Linked DNA regions of Homo sapiens: regions 2 and 3 are each linked to region 1. A link is a loop called in an ENCODE intact Hi-C map of the cell type or tissue named here. Cell type or tissue: heart right ventricle. All regions are shown on one strand. Region 1 overlaps MOGAT2 (monoacylglycerol O-acyltransferase 2). Region 2 overlaps LOC105369395 (a long non-coding RNA gene). Region 3 has its middle 54 kb from the start of WNT11.

Region 1 (4,000 bases):
ACCCAAAAAATATAACTGATCTTTTAACCCAGCAACTCCACTGCTGAGGAATTTAGCCTACAGAATTTCTCACACTTGTGCAAAATGACACCTGAACAAGGTTATTCACAGAAGCATCAGGTTTTGGTGATATGAAAAATTTGTCATCCACTTAAATGACCATCAGCAGGGCCTATTTAGACAATTTGTGAAACATCCACACAATGGACCGTTGTGTCACCATAGAGAAGTACAGCAGCTTTTTCTGTCCTGATAGGGAAAAAGGGCCATGGCAGCTTGTTAACTGGAAAAGCAAGGTGGGGGACAATGTGTGGAGAGTGTTGCAACTGTGCAGAGAAGGGAAAAACACATTTGCTTTATATGGATACACCAAACACTGGTAGTCATCGTTGCCTCTGAGGACAGGAACTGGGGAGATGGGACATGATGTGGAATGAGGACTTTTCACACCTACCCTTTGGTCTGTTTTTGAATTTTTTTTTTTTTGAGACAGTCTCACTCTGTCACCCAGGCTGGAGTGCAATGGCGTGATCTCAGCTCACTGCAACCTCTGCCTCCTGGGTTCAAGCAATTCTCCTGCCTTAGCCTCCCGAGTAGCTGGGATGACAAGCGCCCACCGAGCATGAACTTGGATACGTGCACATAAATGCATGTGCTAATACTGGCTCAGTGACCTAGACACAGGCCCTCCCACAGTGCAGGCACTTGGATACTGAGGTGTGGTCTGCACCTCCCTAGATGTGGTCTCTATTGGTATCTTTCTGTGCTAACCTCTTCCATCTGTCCCCTGGACCCAAATCTATCACAACATCCCTGTGAAGATTACAGACCATGTATCTGATGCATCTGTGTCCCCAGTGCAGGCCTGGAACAGAGGAGATGCTCTGGAAAGGGTATAGCATGAAGGAAGGAAGGAATGAGCCCAATGGATGAGGCTGGTACAGCCTCAGAAGGAAGGCTCCCTGACCCCAATCCTATCCTGGCATGTCACCAGGGTTCCACTAGTGGGAAAAAGAACCTTGAGTCAGGAGACCCCGGTTCTGCCGCTGGCTCATCACATGACCATTGCCAAGCCCCTGTCCCCTCTGTGGCTCAATTATTTCTGTCCCACAGGACACTGATAACGCCTCCCTGGCAGGGTTGCTACAGGGTTCAAGGGGGGTAAACAAAGAAGAGGGGAGGTTTGTGAAGTGCTGTGGTCTGTCTCCCTCCCTCAGTTCTGTTAGGCGAGGGGAGTGTGACTAAGCGAAGATAGATGGCTGTCTGGGGAAAATCCTGCCTGGGTGCATGCCCTGGCAGGCTGGGTGTGCAGTAGGCAGTGGGGCCTGGAGAAGGGCACAGCCAGGTTACTAGGCTCTGGGGGCTGCTATTGCTTTTAGTTGATATAATTTATGCACCATAAAATGCATCCGTTTAAAGTATGACATTCAGGGTTTCAGTATATTTAAAAGGTGTGGGATAGGTGTGGTGGCTCACACCTCTAATCTCAGCATTTTGGGAGGCCAAGCAGCCTGGCAACACAGTGAGACTCCATCTCTACAAACATTTTTTTAAAAGTTGTGGTGGTGCGTGTCTGTAGTCCAAGCTACTTGGGAGGCTGAGGCAGGAGGATTGCTTGAGCCCAGGAATGAGGATCCCTACTGTCTCTTCACCCCATGATCCCTGCGGGGCCTGGGCAGTAAAGGCGTGTGGGAGGGTGGGAGGGTCTATGGAAAGAGCGTCTACAGGCCACAGCCCCACCCCACAGGCCCAGCTTAGGACATAGTCAAAATGAACATCATCTCGCCCTCTGCTGGCCACTCAGTGGCATTGTCACCCTCGGCAGATGGTGCTGCAAAGGGCCTGCGGTGAGGAAGGATCCTGGAAAAAAAAACAAAAAACAAAACAGTGCACAGAGCCAGGTGCAGTGTCTGACACCTGTAATCCCAGCACTTTGGGAGGCTAAGGTGGGCGGTCAGGAGTTCGAGACCAGCCTGGCCAACATGGTGAAATCCCGTCTCTACTAAAAAAATACAAATCAGCCGGGAGTGGTGGCGGGCACCTGTAATCCCAGCTACTCAGGAGGCTGAGGCAGGAGAATCGCTTGAACCTGGGAGGTGGAGGTTGCAGTGAGCCGAGATCACGCCACTGCATTCCAGACTGGGCAACAAAAGTGAAACTCCGTCTCGAAAAAAACAAAAACAAAACCAAAACAAAGAAACAAAAAGATGCACATAGAATTTCTGCAAATCGAGGCCTGTGTCCCACCAGTGTCAACAGTACTAAGGTTGAGATATCCTCCTCAAAAGCCACCTGGCTGGGGAAGGAGCAGGAAGGACGGACGTTGATAGGGTAGGCGCAGAGCTGCCTCAGCATTTCTGCCAGACCTGCAAATGGAAATGCTCCAGGTGCAAAGAGGGCCAGATGCTGTCCTTTGAGGCCATTGGGCTGGCTGAAGACACCCCGGGAGAACTTTCAGGTGAGCAGTCCCAGTCCTGCGGAATGTCCTCCAATGGCCTCCACCCTCTGACCTGAGGGCCTCCCCAGCCTCCTCTGCAGGCCTGCCTTCTGCTTTAGCCGCGCTGAATGTCAGGCTGTGGCTCAGAACTCACCCTGCGGCAAGTGTCTGGGCCTGTGCTTGTGTGTTTGCCTTTTCAGGCTGCTTTTCCTTTCCCCCCCGGTGAGCTTGGGATTCAGCTCAAGAGTGGGAAGTGAGACCAGAGCCAGAACCTCTGAAGCTCTCCCGGAGGCCAGAGCCTGCTTCAGGTTTTCTTTGGCTTGGTCCCTGATGTCACACACACGTCCCCAGGCTGGCCACAGCACACTTTCCCAGGGAAACTCTGACCTTCCTGGCACAGAAGAGGAAGCCCAGGCTGGAGAGAGGAGAGGCAGGAAAGGGAGGTGAATCTCAAAGTGCAGAGGTCCTGGGGTGGGGATGAGGACTCTGCCTCTGACACGTCCATGACTGCTCCCAGAACTCAGCAAGCCCTAAGTTTCTTTGCTGACAAGACCCAGGAGTGGGCCCTGCAGGAAACACATATGAGGTGCAGGGGAAACTGCCCCCATCCTGAGCCCCCCAGGCTAGACCATGTTCCGCCTTACCACATCTACCACCCTTCGTGAGCACGGCAGTCTCTGCCAGCCGCTGCCCGCTGTCTGCCCAGCACCCCCATTGCCCTTTGCCCTGGAGGCCCTGCTCACTGCAGTGCTAGAGGCTCCTGCATTCCAGCTGTGGCTCAGCCTTTGCTAGTCCTTCTTGGGCCCCTGGACTCTCAGAAGGGAGCAAGGCAGGAACCCCAACCACCCTGCGTTCCCATAATTCAGACAAGTTGCTTAACTTTGGTGGGTTTGTTTCCTCTACCCCTCCCCCTTTGCAAGCTGGAGACCTTGTTTCTGATGGGACAGGAAGAGGTAGGGTTCCCAGGCGGGGTGGGAGAAGTTACGTAGGTGTGGAGGTCAGAGCAGCAGGGCTTGGGCTCTCAGAGTCCTCCCCAGACTCGAGGTCACGACCACACTTCCTCAGAGTCCCACTGCCGAGGTAAAATAATACTAGCTACCTGTTTACTGAAAACCTACAAAGTGCTAGCCAGGCACAGTGGCTCACACCTGTAATCCCAGCACTTTGGGAGGCTAAGGTGGGCAGATCACCTAAGGTCGGGAGTTCGAGACCAGCCTGACCAACATGGAGAAACCCCGTCTCTACTAAAAATACAAAAATTAGCCAGGTGTGGTGGCCGGCACCTGTAGCCCCAGCTACACGGGAGGCTGAGGTAGGAGAATTGCTTGAACCTGGGAGGTGGAGGTTGCAATGAGCTGAGATCGTGCCATTGCACTCCAGCCTGGGTGACAGAGCGAGACTCCATCTCAAAAAAAAAAGAAAACCTACAAAGTGCTTTACTTGCTTTGTCTCATTGAATCTACACAACCCAGTGAGGTATGTGTCATTATCCCCATTTTACATATGAGGAAACTGAGGCTCAGAGAGACCAACTTACCTACGATCATACAGCTGATATGGTAT
Region 2 (4,000 bases), 600 kb before region 1:
GTGTGCGTCAGCCTTCAAGGGAGCCGAGCATGGTGATCAAGGCCACCCGAGAACCCCAGTTCTACTGCAGACATGTGACCTGGGAAAGTCTTTCATTCACTCTGAGCCTCACTTTATTCCTCTGTAAAATGGGGAGAATGATCCCTCCACTGAAGGATTCTATACGCCTGGCATTTGATGTATGCTTAGTGAGTGAGCTTTTTCTCCATTAGAGTTGGTCAGCCTGGAAACCAGACAAGGGCCCTTTGAGTGTCTCCCGAAACTTCTCTAGGGCTTTTAGATAGAAGTAACCGGATAGCAGCGATCTTAAGGCCGAGGATTGGAATACCGGAGTCCCTGTGTGACTTCAGGCAAGTCAGGGCCCCACTCTGGATAACAAAGGGGCAGGCAGGAGGACCCCTACAGTCCCCACTGCTGCTCTTTTAGGCATTCCCTTTCTGGCGGAGTTCCTTGGGTTTCCTTGGGAGGCAGAGGCACCTGGAAGACCAACCCAGAGCTGAAGATCTAAAATGACAGATTGGCAGGGTCCTGGCTTGGAGCAGCTGCAGCAGGTATCCAGGCATGGGAGCAGGCATCTTGGGCACAACAGGATCAGATGATTGTGAGCAAAGCCACGGGATTTGGGTAGGTCCCAGATGAAGGAGCCATGAGTAGTGTCAGCACACCCTTCTCTTTGCCCAGATGAAAGTCCAGTGAGCCACCCATGGTTATGTGGCAAGCTCATGGGAAGGCATTTTGGCTGACAGGAAGAGCAGGAACAAAGTGGTCAAGACTCCCATGTTCAACACAGGTGACTTAAGTCTATAATGAGGTAAAGCACGGGAAAACATCTAGTCTAATGGCACATAGTAGATGCTTAATAAATGCAAATGTATTGAACACCAGACCTTATGCTGAGAAGCAATGGGTCACACACAGTCTCTTCCCTTGAGCTCAGAGCCTGGGGAGGGCAAGAGATGGGTACAGAAACATTCCTGGCCTATGCAGGGATAAAGGACAGCACAGGAACTATGGGGACCCAGAGGAAGATGGGATTGAACTTTTATCGAGAGCAGGCTGTGTGCCCAGTAGTGAACTTGGGGAGAAAGGTATATTGAGGAAGGCAACTCATGGAGGAGGTGACTTTGCACTGGCACTTTTTGTTTTGTTTGAGATGGAGTCTTGCTCTGTTGCCCAGGGTGGAGTGCAGTGGCACCATATCGGCTCACTGCAATCTCCACCTCCCAGTTTACGCAATTCTTTTGCTCAACCTCAGAGCAGCTGGGACTACAGGCATGTGCCACCACCCCTGGCTAATTTTTGTTGTTTTAGTAGAGACAGGGTTTCACCATGTTGACCAGGCTGGTCTCGAACTCCTGGCCTCAAGTGATCCACCCTCCTCGGCCTCCCAAAGTGCTGGAATTACAGGTGTGAGCCACCACGCCTGGCCTGCACTGGTTTTTAAGCCAAGAAGGCAGAGAAAGTTATTTCAAGCAGAGGCAAGAATATATATCGGGGGCCAGGCGCAGTGGCTCACGCCTGTTACCCCAGCACTTTGGGAGGCCGAGGTGGGTGGATCACGAGGTTAGGAGTTCGAGACCAGCCTGACCAACATGGTGAAACCTCGTCTCTACTAAAAATACAAAAATTAGCTGGGCGTGGTGAGGTGTGCCCGTAATCCCAGCTACTCGGGAGGCTGAGGCAGGAGAATTGCTTGAACCTGGGAGGTGGAGGTTGCAGTGAGCTGAGATCACATCATTGCACTCCAGCCTGGGCGACAGAGCAAGACTCTGTTTCAACACAAAAAAAAAGAATATATATTGGTCGGTGCAAAAGTAATTGTGGTTTTTGCTGTTGACTAAAGGCAAAAATTGCAATTTTGCACCAACCTAATACAAAGCCACAAGACTGGGGAAAGTATGGAACGTTTAAGGAGCTGGTGAGTATTTTGCTGTATAGGAAATGGGGCATCAGAGGTCAGCAGAGGCCCGGATGGGAAGAGCCTTGAATGCCAACTAAGGAGCAAGCATGGACTCCAAGGGCAGTGAGGAACCATGAAAGGTTTCTGAGCAAGAGAATGATGTGGTCAGAATCCATTACAGAAGGAAGCATCTTGCATTCATCGAGCCATCTGGAGAGACCTGGGGGTGGCGGGGAGGGAACTGGGCCAGTGGGCCCAGGTAGGAACTCTTAGCTGTGCTTCAGTCCACTGGGATTTATTTAGGTCAGAGCCGGGCTCCTGGGACTGGTGGCCTCTTCCCACATGGACAGTAGGTGGCGCTGCAGCTCTGTGTATGCAGCCTCCAGGGCGCTGCTACCTGCCCTCACCTAAGTGGGTCAGACCCCTTGTCCCACTTGGCCCTGGGGCTTGGGCCCCATCTCCAGGGATGAGGCTTGGAGGGGTAGGGTGGGGATGGGCTTTGCTCCTCCTCCTCCAGAAGCAGGGAAGGCCACTTGCTTTACAGAGCCACAGGATGTGTGAGTAGAGAGGGCCTCCAGGGATTTTCTGGCCCATGTCCTATTTCACATGTAGGTAAACTGAGGCCCCCAAGGGGGAGGGGCTTGCCTGAGTCACTGAATGGGTTAGTAGCTCAGGGGTGGTTCCAGTGCCTGATGTGGGAGTTCATCCCATCCCTTCCCTCTCCTAAATCCCTCCCGTTTGCCTCCTCTTGCCCTCCCCATTGCCCCCTCTCCTCTCGGTTCCCACCATCTACCTGGCCTGGACCACTGTCCCAGCCTCCTCACAGATGGCTGTGTTGTCTCTTCCATGCCTGCCCATACCTTTCCCCACCCCATCCATCCCCCACCCAGCCCAGGGATTTTCCCTCACACACAGATCCAGCGATCACCACCCCCACTCCGTTAAACCCTTCCCTGCCCCCCATCATCCCTAAATGCTGCTTAGCAGATGCAGATCTGCTCTGGGCTCCCAGGCCCCTGCTCACCCTGGCCGTCATGACTTATCCATGCCGATCCTAATGTCGCACTCTTTCTCACCTTCCATGACTCAGTGGGGTCCTCCAAGGTATGGGGGCTTAGGTGCCCCTTCTGGGCTGCCACAGCTGTGACCACACTGTGTGACTGAGGGTCCCTGCACCCATCTTCTCTGCTGAATCACCCAGAGCGCCTTCAGGGTGGGGACTCTGGCACCTGATTCACATTGCTCCCCGTGGCACGGGGCTTGGCCCCCATGGGAGCTTTGTGCTGTCCTTTTGGATGAATGACTGAATGACAGGTGCACTCTGAGAGCATCCTTACCAGATCACGGTACACCGCAATGGGCCAGGCACCGTGCTGGTACTTCCATGCACAGCCTCGAAATCCTAACAACAGCTTGGTGGGGTCACACTGGAATTACTAACTCTGTTTTGCAGAAGAGAGTGAAGCACAGAGAGGAGAGGTGACTTGCCTAAAGTCACACAGCAAGAGAGTGATAGAAACCAGGCTCATCAGGCTGCCTGGCATAGCAAGGCCACAGGCAGCTAAAGGGATGGGCTCAGCATGGTGAGACTGCTCCCAGGAGCTACAGGGCAGCAGCGGCCAAATCTCCCAGGGTCTGAGCAAAGCTAATGTGGAGCTATCAGGAGGCCACTCAGGTGCCTGCGCCCTCAAGAAGTCAGGTTCCCTCCCTGTTTTAGAGCATGGGAAGTCTCCAGTTGTTCCAAGTCAGGCAGGGACCTGGGCAGACTTGAGTACCAGAAGCACTTCTGTGGCTGCTGTGAGGTAGAGACCAGCAGCTGGAGGCCAGCCAAGAGGCCGACCCAGTGATCCAGGGAGAGGCAAGGCCCAGTGGGGCAAGCAGCACATGGTCTGGGATCAGGCCCGGCCAAAATGTTAATACCAAGGCCTTTCAAGGGGCCCTGTGGTCAGTAGGCTGGGTGCCTGGAAGCAAGAAGTAAGCAGTGATGGGCTGCCCATGAAGATAGGTGGGCAGAATGTGGTAACGAGCTGGGTGCAGTGGCTCATGCCTGTAATCCCAGCACTTTGGGAGGCTGAGGTGGGCGGATCGCTTAAGCCCAGG
Region 3 (4,000 bases), 430 kb before region 1:
ACACAAAACTACTAAGCCAATTAAATTCATATTAGCAATATTAACGTGGTGGATGATATTTTGCTGAAACTAAATCACTGTCTATCCTGTGACCCTGGCAATCCTGCCACATGCCACACTGCCAGTTCCTCAGCCTTTAACATGCCCACACTACAGGTCAATGACAACTTATTTCTCTCCCTCCGAATCTCTAGGGCTCCTTTGTCTGGGCTGCAGGCCCCAACATCCCTGGGACTTCACTCAGCAGGAATGCTTCGTGCGTCCAGTCGCCTGCTCTGTCCCTGCTCTGTGGCAGTGAGAGCAGCAGCCGAGGCTGGGGTGTTAGTCATTCCTTTGACTCCTTCACCAATTCCCCCATTTACTGCCTCCAGGGCAGAGTGGATACAGCCCAGAACGATAAAGGGAGTTGAAATGCTGCCTGTCTGGAAAGCCAAGCTTTCCCCACAAGGCCAGGCTTTGTTGAGCAAGGAGAGGATGTGTGACTTCTGACCAGACAGAGCCTGGAGGACTTTGAATGTACAACCATCAAAACAAGCAAACAAACAAAAGCCATAGAGGAGAGAAAAATACACGCTGGTGATGATGTAGGAGTCTTCTCACCTTTGAAAGAGGAAGTGAAGGTGTGAACAGCTGCAGTGGGGGCTATTTGGAAGGCAGGAAGCCCAAAGTCAAAAGATTCGTGGAGCTGGAGAGAAGCACTTCCTCTCCGGTCCCTGTCCCCTTCTGGGTTCTAAATGGGAAACAGGGACCTGACTGCCCAAGGCCTGCCAGGAAGAGCCAGGCAAGCCTTCATAGAAGTCCTCCGTGTTCCTCAGGGTGCAGGACAGCCAACCAGCAGAGTAGAGAAGTCCATGCAGGTGGCCTGATCTCAGCAGTGAGGGAAAGTGGGCTAGGTGGCTGAGCCCCAAGGGAGCCGAGTGGGCCTTGCCCTGGGGCACAGGGTCCCAGGGTGAGAACCAAGGAAGGGCCTCTGCAGTGGGGCCGGCCCCTGACACCCAGATGAGCCACACCACGGGCAGGTCAGGAGACACTTGCCTGAAGCCTGGTCCCTGGGGCCAGAAGGGGTGAGGTCAGGAAATTTGGGGAATTTGAGCATTTACCCCCTAGGGGATAATCTTTAACTAGAGATGAATGAGTTGCCTTGAAGTGGTCAGATAAGCGTTTTGCTGCCAGCGGCCAAAACAGGTTCGGGTGAGGACAGTTACGGGGAAATAAAGTGATATTTCTGCACATTAGGGTTGTGGCTGTAAATTACACCCCATCACATGCGGTGGCTTCCTTGTGCCAGCAGGATGGGCCGGGACTAAAGCTGAGTCTATGGAGGCAGCCAGAGGGGTCAGGATGCACTTTGAAAAAAAAAAAAAAAATCACCAGGCAGTTTTGGGCGTTTGGGAGGGGGTGAAGTAGTGAAAAAAAAAATCATCAACGCTGAAATACAAAATACAATCATCAGGAAACACCCTGGGTAGGAGGGGCGCCGTCTGTAGATCCCTTGAGGAACTCGGACCACCGCCCGCGCCTCCTCCGCGCGGTGGCCCATCGCCCAGCTCCAGCCTCTGAATCCTTCACAGGAGCCGTGCTCTTCTCTACTCCAAGCCCCTGCACAGGCTCTTCGCTCGGCCTGGCATGGGCTGTGTCTGGGTTCAGGTCTCAGTTTACAGCTCACTTACCCGAGGCTTGCCTGAGATCTTTCCTGGTCGCCCGTGGTTTCCCCAAAGCGCCACTCCATGGCTGTTCAGCCAGTGCCGACCGACAGGGGGAGCCCAGTCAACGTGAGAGGCAGGAAGGAATGGCGGGAACGGGGCCCGCAGGGCTGAGGTCAGGCAGAGACGTGACTCAAAGGTCCTGATTTCAAGTCCTAGCTCTGTCACTTTTTAGCTCTGTGAACTTAGCCAAGACTAACTTCTCCGGGTCCCAACTGCTTCCTCTGTAAAATGGACACTCAACACACCAAGACGAATCTATCCAGTTTTCCTGAGCACAAGCTGTGCCTTAAAATCCCGCGCCTGCCCCGTGGGAGCTCATGGGCTACTGAAGGTGACAGATAGGGAAACATACACGTAGGGACATGTAGGAAGGGCTGTGCTGGAAGCACACACAGGTAGTGGGGGAACACAAAGGAGGGAGAGTGGGTGGGTGGAGAGTGGGGAAGACGTCAGAGAGGACTTCAAAGAGGAGAAGAGGGTAGCTGAGCTCTGGCATACAGGTGGACAGAGGTTTGCTGTGGGTTAGGGGGGAAGATTCTAGGCAGAGACATCATGGCGGCAAAGGCCCCAGGGCTGCAGGAGCAGGGCGTTCTGGGAATGGCAAGTGCATCCACCTGGCTGGAGGGCAGGGTGTGTGCCACAAGGCACAGCGGACTCCAGTCACCTGTCATCCATCATCCATAGCCAATCTTGTTTCCTCCACACCCCATTCACACCCTATCCCCAATCCCAGACAGATGCATCTCATCTGTAAATATTTCTCTATGCATCTAAGCAACAAAGACTTAAAAAACCAAAACCACAATGCTATTATCACACCTAAACAAATAACAAGTCCTTCATATCATATTTAGTCAGTGCTTCCATTTTGATTGTCCCTTAATTTCTTTTTTTCAGTTTGTTTAGTTTACAGGAACCAAGCACGGTTCATAATGGGATTGATTTATATGTCTCTTGAGTCTCTTGTTAATAGGTTTTCCCTTCTTCTATGTATTTTTTCTTTCAATATATTTATTGGAGAAACCAGGTGGCTCGTCCTGCGGGGTTTCCAACCGTCTGGATTTTTCTGATTGCATTTTCCTGGTGTTAAAGGCTCATCTGCCCTTTGAATTTCCCATAAACTGGTAGTTAGATCCAGAGCAGTACCACCCAATAGTAAATCATGTGAGCCACAAGTGCAAGTCACATATGTAATTTTAGATTTTCAGGTAGTAACATTTTAAAAAGCAAAAAGAAATGGATGAAATTAATTGTATCTTACTTAACTCAATATATTCAAAATATTATCATTCTAACGTCATCAATATAAAAATTAATACAAAAGAATTTACATTCTTTTTTGTACAAAGTCTCTGCAGTTCAGTGTGGATTGTGTTCATAGCACATCTCAATGTGGATTAGCCACTGTTCAATGACTTCAGAACTCCATGTGGCTGGTGTCTGCTGTCTTTGGACAGCACGGATAGATGCTTCATTATATTCAGGGTCAAACTTATGCCAAGGCTATTTCAAAGGTGTGTGCTTTTCCATCAGGAGGCATCAGGTGTCTGGTTGCCTGCCTTTCTGTGCCATTGATGAGCATTGTCTTAGACGTGCTCATTATTTAGGAGTTGCGAAGAGCTGACAGCCTAATTCTATGATCCCTTCTGAATCTTTTTACTTGGAATATTTATATAAGAGAAACTTCCCTTCACCAACTATCCAGTTAACTAGTGTGTACAATGCATATAGCAAAGGTAAGTAAATGTTGCTTTCTTTTATGTAACAGTTCTCATAGGGTGAGAGCTGTGTTTAGGACAGGTCAGGTGCTTGCCATGTGGAGAGTGGGCTAGAGGGCACAAGAGTAGCTGAAGAGCGCCTGGGGAGGAGGTGATTATAATCCAGGCATGCTGAACTCAGGGGCAGCAAACCACCCCTTCCCATAAACCTCAGGAATCTCCTTCAAAAGGCCCAAGAAGCTCCAAGCCACCTTCATGGTGCCCCTTCTGCCCTGGCCTGTACCCTGGAATAGTCACTCCAGTCAGGCCCCCATCCCAGGCTGTCCCTCTTCAGGGGCCAGGCGGGAAATTCGCCTGCAGCCTCCCACCCATGCAGATGGACAGCTCAGCCCACTCCTGCCCGGCCACCCTTCCTTGCTGTCCTCACCATGCCCTGGGGCTCCCCCTTCTCCCCTGTCACCCCAAATTTTCTCTGGGGCCTTGCTCCTTTCATTGTCCCGTCTTCTTCCTGAACCTTTGCCTTCTCCCTGCTACTGGCTCCATCCCACTCGCATTTACAGGAAATCTTCCTTCGGT

Evidence for each region. Peaks named below come from ENCODE experiments on the same cell type or tissue, not always from the same donor. Only the 100,000 strongest peaks of a DNase experiment are listed, where the experiment ranks them.
Region 2: it touches region 1 in a loop (2.6-fold over the local background); 15 of 110 quality-filtered maps call a loop at or near these places.
Region 3: it touches region 1 in a loop (2.2-fold over the local background); 15 of 110 quality-filtered maps call a loop at or near these places.

The regions. Positions count from the first base shown.
Region 1 is chr11:75,721,146-75,725,145 of GRCh38, reverse strand. The region is part of intron 2 of MOGAT2 (monoacylglycerol O-acyltransferase 2); the gene reads right to left. Among named protein-coding and RNA genes, the nearest start is that of MOGAT2, 5.3 kb to the right of the region's middle. In heart right ventricle, a CTCF peak has its summit at 1,805 (motif pointing left); a DNase peak (open chromatin) is centred at 1,773; H3K27ac peaks cover 811 bases.
Region 2 is chr11:76,317,219-76,321,218 of GRCh38, reverse strand. LOC105369395 (a long non-coding RNA gene) reads right to left here. Exons shown (of 5, transcript XR_950333.3): 5 at 560-739. Among named protein-coding and RNA genes, the nearest start is that of THAP12, 62 kb to the left of the region's middle. RefSeq lists an enhancer at 2,091-2,150. In heart right ventricle, CTCF peaks have their summits at 2,053 and 2,257 (motif pointing right); a DNase peak (open chromatin) is centred at 2,258; H3K27me3 peaks cover 1,085 bases.
Region 3 is chr11:76,150,105-76,154,104 of GRCh38, reverse strand. No RefSeq gene overlaps it. Among named protein-coding and RNA genes, the nearest start is that of WNT11, 54 kb to the left of the region's middle. RefSeq lists enhancers at 567-626, 1,527-1,616, 1,268-2,148. In heart right ventricle, CTCF peaks have their summits at 1,552 and 1,757 (motif pointing right); a DNase peak (open chromatin) is centred at 1,764; H3K4me3 peaks cover 854 bases.